Regions from separate parts of the Homo sapiens genome. Here regions 1 and 2 are each linked to region 3. Evidence: chromatin contacts called from ENCODE Hi-C data. All regions are on one chromosome and are shown on one strand. Each heading gives the region's core, a stretch centred on a gene start or an enhancer-like site at or near the end of the contact. The rest is flanking DNA. Distances are from core to core; before and after follow the strand shown.

The links. A loop is a pair of places that touch in the nucleus more often than their neighbours do. Pooled maps may share reads with other maps.
Region 1: a loop to region 3 is called in a map of B cell, with 11 times the contacts of the local background. The contact joins the promoter of P2RY8 here to the promoter of ASMTL in region 3. A Hi-C loop is called at or near these places in 18 of 168 maps with a recorded cell type or tissue (B cell, CD14-positive monocyte, CD4-positive, alpha-beta T cell and 11 more), 37 of 37 single-sample maps with no recorded cell type and 22 of 50 pooled maps.
Region 2: a loop to region 3 is called in a map of naive thymus-derived CD4-positive, alpha-beta T cell, with 5 times the contacts of the local background. The contact joins the enhancer-like site here to the promoter of ASMTL in region 3. A Hi-C loop is called at or near these places in 1 of 168 maps with a recorded cell type or tissue (naive thymus-derived CD4-positive, alpha-beta T cell) and 9 of 50 pooled maps.

What each region holds. Positions count from the first base shown.
Region 1 is chrX:1,535,741-1,538,440 of GRCh38, forward strand. It overlaps P2RY8 (P2Y receptor family member 8), which reads right to left and starts at 1,445. Exons shown (of 2, transcript NM_178129.5): 1 at 1,181-1,445.
Region 2 is chrX:1,553,787-1,556,486 of GRCh38, forward strand. No RefSeq gene overlaps it. Among named protein-coding and RNA genes, the nearest start is that of P2RY8, 18 kb to the left of the region's middle. Within about 2 kb of position 1,270, at least 7 of the 41 ENCODE cell types and tissues checked have a DNase peak (open chromatin) inside an H3K27ac peak, as active enhancers do.
Region 3 is chrX:1,451,552-1,454,251 of GRCh38, forward strand. ASMTL (acetylserotonin O-methyltransferase like) reads right to left here and starts at 1,358. Exons shown (of 13, transcript NM_004192.4): 1 at 1,197-1,358. The coding sequence starts at 1,289.

The DNA of each region.
Region 1 (2,700 bases), core at 195-2,694, 84 kb after region 3:
ACACACACACAAACCCTTTTCTTTTTGGGAACAGAGCCACGTGACCATGGTTCCCCTTTATAGAAATGGGACCTAAAGCGCCACAGCAGGCCTTGTTGTGTGTGGCCTGAAATTCCCAGAGCAGCTCCCTCTGCCTTTTCTCAGCTTTTTAGGGGACAGATCTGACAAGACCCAAGGAATTGGGGTTTCTAAGCGGACCTGTACAAATGAGGTCTGAGGTGGCCGTGAGACCCGGGTCTGGGGTCTCCCTGGCACCGAGGGGGTGACGAGGGGCCACCGTGCTCATCCAGGCACCCATAGGGCTTTAAAACCCGTTTAATTTATGCTTACTCTTCCATTATTGGAACGCTAAGCATTTGGGAGTTATTTATATCCCACGGCTCAAGGTCATCGCCAAGGTCTCATTGCAAACATTGAAAAAACTGCAATCTCAGGCGTAAATGGGTTACGTGCAGCAGCCGCAGCTGCTTACCCTCTCTAAGGTTAACCTCAAGAGAGGCGCATTTCATGGAATGAGTTTTTTTTTGTTTTTTTTTTTCTAAACAGAGTCTCGCTCTGTCGCCCAGGCTGGAGTGCAGTGGCGTGATCTCTGCTCACTGCAAGCTCCACCTCCAGGGATCATGCCATTCTCCTGCCTCAGCCTCCCGAGTAGCTGGGACCGCAGGCGCCCACCACCAAGCCCAGCTAATTTTTGTATTTTTAGTAGAGACGGGGTTTCACCGTGTTAGCCAGGATGGTCTCGAACTCCTGACCTCAGATGATCCACCCACCTCGGTCCCCCAAAGTGCTGGGATTACAGGCACCTGCCACCACGCCTGGCTAATTTTTGTATTTTTAGTAGAGACGGGGTTTCACCGTGTTAGCCAGGATGGTCTCGAACTCCTGACCTCGTGATCCGCCCACCTCGGCCTCTGAAAGTTCATGGAATGAGTTATTAAAGGAAGGGTGGCTTGCAGCCCTGGAAAATTTGAGCATTTCTCCCCTAAGTGACGAAGCGGCTGTGCAAAGTCTTCCTCCCAGGAAATTTGCACTCCTGGTCTGCTCTAGCGTGAGGAGAACACGCCTCATGGAGTTTGCACCGTCTTCCCCCATGTTCTCACCGTACACGGACCCTCCCAGCGACCCTGTCTTCTCCCTTGACAGTGCAGGACAAGCATAAAAGTCCAGCTCGGCGGCTCACCTGTGCAGAAGCAGCGGCAGAAGTAGCAGGTGAGAGCTCAGAGGGTCTCCAGGTAACAGGATGCAACGCTTAAGTCGACGGCCGTGCCTCAGAGCCCGGGACTCGGGGGGCCAGCCACCAGCTTGCAAGCCGTGGTCACTCAAAGTGCTTGAGAAGGTGTTCGTGGGCGGCAGACGGCTGCCCTTCCAGTTCCATCTGTCCAGCAACCTTGCAAAGGCGGCCGCTTCGCTGGGTGGCCCACCGGCTGGCACGACTGTCTCCGAATGCAAATTCTGCAAACTCCACCTCCCAGCGCACCACCACGGTTGCGACTCAGGCTTAGGTGGAAAGGAAGTGTGTTGTGACATTTCCTCTGTAACTGTCTGAACACTCATGTGCAGGGCTGAGCCCACTGGAGTAACGTCGCTGTGTCTCTGGGCAGCACCGTTAACCGCCCACCTCCCTATCACTGGCTCGCAGGGGGCCCTACTCTTAAGAGAACCCTGAGAGTGAGGAAAAGAGGGAGAATGATTTTTCTAAATTTTGTAACCAGCAGTGAAGAGCCGTGGCATGCTCCAGAACCGATTCCTGTTTCTTCTGAAATAACAAAACAAAACAAAGAAAGAACAGAACACGTTTCCTTTTAGACTCTAAAGCTGTGCTCATTGCGACATCTCTTGGTACACAGCCAGACTGTGACAAGCGAACAGACCTTGGGCACTGATCATTCCGGCTCTCACAGTTGGTCACGGGCGCTGCAGGCTCATATCCTCAACATCCCATGGGGGATCGGCCAGTTTCAGGAATGAGAACCAGGTTTCCGAGCTCTGGTATCCTTGCTTGTGAGGAGCAACGGTTGGTTCTTGTCACTCGTGGGAGGAGGTTGAGAGGGAAGGATCTGTCACTGAGAAAGAATGAATGAATATTGAACCACTGCTCAGGGAAAAGACATGGTAGAATCAATCCCTCAAGCCAGGCTGGGTGTGGTGGCTCACGCCTGTAGTCCCAGCACTTTGGGAGGCCAAGGCGGGTGGATCACTTCAGGTCAGGAGTTTGAGACCAGCCTGGCCAACATGGCGAAATCCCGTCCCTACTAAAAACACAAAAATTAGCTGGGTGTGGTGGTGGACACCTGTAGTCCCAGCTACTGGGGAGGCTGAGGCAGGAGAATCACTTGAACCTGGGAGGTGGAGGTTGCAGTGAGCCAAGATCAGGCCATTGCACTCCAGTCTGGGTGACAGTGAGACTGTCCCAAAAAACAAACAAACAAACAAAAAGACCAGGCCTGCTGGCTCACGCCTATAATCCCAGCACTTTGGGAGGCCAAGGCGGGTGGATCACTTGAGGTCAGGAGTTCGAGACCAGCCTGGCCAACATAGCGAAATCCCGTCCCTACTAAAAATACAAAAATTAGCTGGGCATGGTGGTGGATGCCTGTAATCCTAGCTACTGGGGAGGCTGAGGCAGGAGAATCACTTGAACCCGGGAGCTGGAGGTTGCAGTGAGCCAAGATCAGGCCATTGCACTCCAGCCTGGGTAAC
Region 2 (2,700 bases), core at 20-2,519, 100 kb after region 3:
CCCCAGGGAATGGGTGAAAGATGTTTACTTACTCAAGGTTTGTAACCCGCCACAACTCCCATGATGAAATCCTCAGTCCCCAAGGCAATGGTATTTGGAGGTGAGGACTTTGGGAGGTGATGAGGTCATGCAGGTGGAGTGTTATGAGTAGGATTTGTGCCCTTATAAAAGGGACCCCAGGCCGGGTGCGGTGGCTCACGCCTGTCATCCCAGCACTTTGGGAGGCCGAGGCGGGCGGATCACGAGGTCAGGAGTTCCACAGCAGCCTGGCCAACATGGTGAAACCCCATCTCTACAAAAAAATACAACAATTAGCCAGGGCCAGGAGTGGTGGTGGGTGCCTGCAATCCCAGCTCCTCGGGAGGCTGACGCTCACGCCTGTCATCCCAGCACTTTGGGAGGCTGAGGTGGGTGGATCACAAGGTCGGGAGTTTGAGAGCAGCCTGGCCAACATGGCGAAACCCCATCTCTACTAAAAATACAAAAAACATTAGCGGGGCATGGTGGCGGGCACCTGTAATCCCAGCTCCTCGGGAGGCTGAGGCAGGAGAATCGCTTGAACCCGGGAGGCGGAGGTTGCAGTGAGCTGAGATCGCGCCACTGCACTCCAGCCTCAGTGACAGAGCGAGACTCCATCTCAAAAAACAAAAACAACAACAAAATAAAATAAAATAAAATGGACCCCAGAGAGCTCCCTCACCCCTTCCAACACCATGTGAGACACAGCAAGAAGGCGCTGTCTATAGATCAGGAAGCCACTGGTTCATAGACCACCAGACACTGAATCTGCCACACCTTAACCTTGGACTTCCAGCCTCCAGAACCATGAGACATAGATGCCTGCTGTTGAGAAGGCCCCCAGCCTATGGTATTTCACGATAGCAACACATACGAACTAAGACACTCTCCTGAAATATGAAGGTTCCAGCCCCAGCAAATGAGGGAAAGGAAAGAGTCATCCACGTCCAGGGAGGGTCAGGGTTGAAGCTGATGCTACCAGGGCCCTCTTGAGTTGGCGTTTAGGGCCAGATGCCGTGCGTAGAGAATGTGTACGGGGGAATGGAGACGGCCACCGTTTCTCATCTGTGCCGTAAAGTCCCAGGCACTCGGGCCGTCCTGGGACCCAGTGCCTGGCAAACATACTTCAGGATGGCTTTCACGGGAACCCTGTGAAACTCTGCCGGGGCTGTGTAGCCACCGCCTTTCACTTCTCATGAGGCTTTCCTGAGTAACCCAGTTGTCTCTCTGGCTGTTGGCAGCCCTGGGGAGGTCTGTTGTTGACTGCAAAGGTGGTACGGGAAGAGGAAGTACCACACCCTCCAACTTTCTGCATCGCGAACCCTATCTGACCCTCCTCATCTAGGGGTGCTGTTTTTCTGCAGAAGTTGGCACTACAGTCTTGAAGAAAACAAAACAAAACAAAACACCAAAGTACTGGCTACAGGAAGCCCAGGCTACCAATTTCATTTCCTTATAATCTCAGTTCTGGGGTCTTGATTTGAACATGATGCTCCAGTGTCAGGAAGGGGTCAAAAAAGGGAAGCATGTCTGTGACCTTCAACTCAGGAGGAAAACACTTTATGGTTGTTTCTTCTTTTTAAATTAAATCTATCGAGAGGCAGAACCACTGAGGAATATGCATAGCAGCACACAATAGCCGAAAGGTGGAAACAACTCAAATATCCATGCACACACGGGAGTGGATATGCAGGATAAATCCATGCAATGGAGTACTACACAGCCATGCAATGGAACACTACGCAGCCATGAAAATGGGATACTATGCACCCTTGAAAAAGGAATGAGGTTCTGACGCAGGCTGCCGCATGGATGAACCTTAGGACATCATGCTCAGTGAGAGAAGCCAGACACAGAAGGACACACTTTGTAGGATTCCATTTCTATGAAATGTCCAGAACAGGCAGATCCATACAAATAGAAAGTGGATTTGTGGTTGTGAGGGGCTGGGGAGTGAGGATTGGGAATTCATGCTTAATGGGTACAGAGTGTCCTTTTAGGTGATGAGAATGTTGGCAGTGATCGTTGTGCAATCTTCTGAATGTGGTAAATGCCACTGAATCACACTCTTCAAAATGGTTAATTTTGGCCGGGCGCGGTGGCTCACGCCTGTAATCCCAGCACTTTGGGAGGCCGAGGCGGGCAGATCACGAGGTCAGGAGATCAAGACCACCCTGACTAACATGGTGAAACCCCGTCTCTACTAAAAATACAAAAAATTAGCCATGCGTGGTGGGGCACACCTGTAGTCCCAGCTACTCGGGAGGCTGAGGCAGGAGAATGGCGTGAACCTAGGAAGCGGAGGTTGCAGAGAGCCGAGATCGCACCACTGCACTCCCGCCTGGGCAACAGTGCGAGACTCCGTCTCAAATAAAATAAAATAAATAAAATAAAATGGTTAATTTTATGTTCTGTGAATTTTACCAAAAGAAAAAAAAATGGTCGGGCATGGTGGCTCACATCTGTAATCTCAGAAGTTTAGAAGGTTTAGGTAGGAAAACTGTTTGAGCCCAGGAGTTTGAGACCACCCTGCACAATATAGCCAGACCCCATCTCTACAAGATTTTTTTTAAAAAAATAAGCCAGGCATCACGCCTGTAATCCCAGCACTTTGGGATGCCAAGGTGGGTGGATCACGCGGTCAGGAGATTGAGACCATCCTGGCTAAGGTGAAACTTCGTC
Region 3 (2,700 bases), core at 108-2,607:
CTCCCATCCCCATTCCTAGGGGGTTCTGGGTCACTCCCTGCAACCCCATGCCTAGGGGTTTCGGGTCACTCTCCCCACCCCCATCCCTAGGGGGGTCCCGGGTCACTTGACCTCCCCATTCCTAGGGGTCCCGGGTTACTCTCCTCTCCCCCATCCCTAGGGGTCCCGGGTTACTCTCCCCACCCCCATCCCTAGGGGGGTCTCGGCTTACTCTCCCTATCCCCAACCCTGGAGGTCCCGGGTTACTCTCCCCATCCCCATGCCTGGGGGTCCCGGGTTACTCTCCCCATCCCCATCCATGGGGCTCCGGGGTCACTCTGCTGTCCCCATCCCTAGCGGTCCTGGGTCACTCCTCCCTCCCCATCCCTAGGGGGTCCCGGGTCACTCTCCCCAACCACATGCCTAGGGCGTCCTGGGTTACTCTCCCCACCCCCATCGCTAGGGGGTCCCAGGTTACAGGTTACTCTCTCCAACCCCATCCCTAAGGTGTCCCGGGTTTCTCTCCCCTCCCCCACCCCTAGGGGGGTCCCGGGTTACTCTCCCCTCCCCCATCCCTAGGGGGTCCTGGGTCACTCTCCCCAACCCCATCCCTAGGGGTCCCGGGTTATTCTCCCCAACCCCATTCCTGGGGGTCTCGGCTTACTCTCCCCATCCCCATGCCTGGGGGTCCCGGGTTACTCTCCTCTCCCCCATCCCTAGGGGTCCCGGGTTACTCCCCCACCCCCATCCCTAGGGGGGGTCTCGGCTTACTCTCCCCATCCCCAACCCTGGAGGTCCCGGGTTACTCTCCCCATCCCCATGCCTGGGGGTCCCGGGTTACTCTCCTCATCCCCATCCATGGGGCTCCGGGGTCACTCTGCTGTCCCCATCCCTAGCGGTCCTGGGTCACTCTACCCTCCCCATTCCTAGGGGTCCCGGGTTACGATCCCCTCCCCCATCCCTATGGGGACCCAGGTCACTCCCCACCCCCATGCCTAGGGGGTTCCGGGTTACTCTCCCCTCCCCCATCCCTAGAGGTTCCGGGTCACTCTCCCCAACCCTATCCCTGGAGGTCCCGGGACACTCTCCCCTCCCCCATCCCTAAGGGTCTCGGGTCACTCTCCCATCCCTATCCCTAGAGTTCCTGAGTCGCTGGGCCCTCCGGGGTTCAGCCCCTCCGTCCCCGGTCCCCTGCCCCGCCCAGGCCCAGGCCGTACCGCGTTGCTGAGGATCTCCTGACGGCGTGGGGAGGCGCTGGCCAGCACCACGCGCTTGTGCAGCAGCTTCCCAATCACCGGGCACAGCACCATGGCGTCCACGCCGGGAGCCGGGCGTCCGCACTTCTGAGCCCGGAGCCCGCGGTGCGCGCAGCGCGGCTGCAAAAAAAACAGGCGGCCAGAGTCCCGCCTCCGCGAGGCCACGCCCCCGCCCGCCTCCGCGAGGCCACGCCCAGTCCGCGCCTTCAGTGGCCTCCCCGCGAGACCGCGCCCAGGCCACGCCTCCATTGAACACTCCGTCAGGCCTCGCCCAGGCCACACCTCCATTGCCCTCTCCACCAGGCCACGCCCATGTCACGCCCCATTGATCTCCCCTGAGACCACGCCCAGACCACGCCTCCATTGCCCTCTCCGTCAGGCCACGCCCAGGCCACACCTCCATTGCCCTCTCCGCCAGGCCACGCCCATGTCACGCCGCCATTGACCGCTCCGCCAGGCCACGCCCAGGCCACACCTCCTTGCCCTCTCCGCCAGGCCACGCCCATGCCACGCCGCCATTGAGCTCCCCGTGAGGCCACGCCCAGGCCACACCCCCGCCCGCCTCCCCCCCGGGCACCGCCCCGGCCGCTTGGTGAAGCACCGCCCCCAGCTCCGCCTCCCGGGCCCCGTCCCCGCCCCCGGCGCTCGCCCCGCCCCTCCCCACCCCGCCTGCGGCGCCAAGACCTGCAATGGCGCAGGCAGCTGCGGGGTCCCGGGGAGGAAAGGCTGGCGTGGATACTTGGGGTTCCTTGCAGGCGCGGCGTGGGGAGTGGAAATGCTGGGTTTCCGCAGCTGCGGTTGTGGGCAGTTGTGGGGGTGGGGGGTTCTTACCCGCACGTGGAGGGGCCCGGCGCAGAGATGGGGGTCTTGTGGGAGCCGCGTCGGGGAAGGTAGAGATAGGGGGTTCCCCGCGGACCCGGTGCGAGTGGCGTGGGGATGGGGATGTCCTCGTGCCTGGTGGGAGGGGAGTGGAGATGGGGGTGTCCACGGGCCTGGTGGGAGGGGCGTGGAGATGGGGGTGTCCACGGGCCTGGTGGGAGGGGCGTGGAGATGGGGGTGTCCACGGGCCTGGTGGGAGGGGCGTGGAGATGGGGGTGTCCACGGGCCTGGTGGGAGGGGCGTGGAGATGGGGGTGTCCACGGGCCTGGTGGGAGGGGCGTGGAGATGGGGGTGTCCACGGGCCTGGTGGGAGGGGCGTGGAGATGGGGATCCCCGCGGGGATGGTGGGAGGGGTTTGGAGATGAGGGTCCCCGCGAGAATGCTCGGAGGGGTATGGATATGGGGGTCCCCGCGGGCCGGGTGGGAAGGGCGGGGAGATGGGTGGGGGGGGGGTCCCCGCGTGCCTGGTGGGAGGGGCGTGGAGAAGGTGGGGGTCCTTGTGGGAGGGGCGTGGACACTGGGGATCCGCGCGGGCGTGGTGATGGGCGCGGCGTGGGGACCCCCTGGGGGCGCGGTGCTGGGGGCG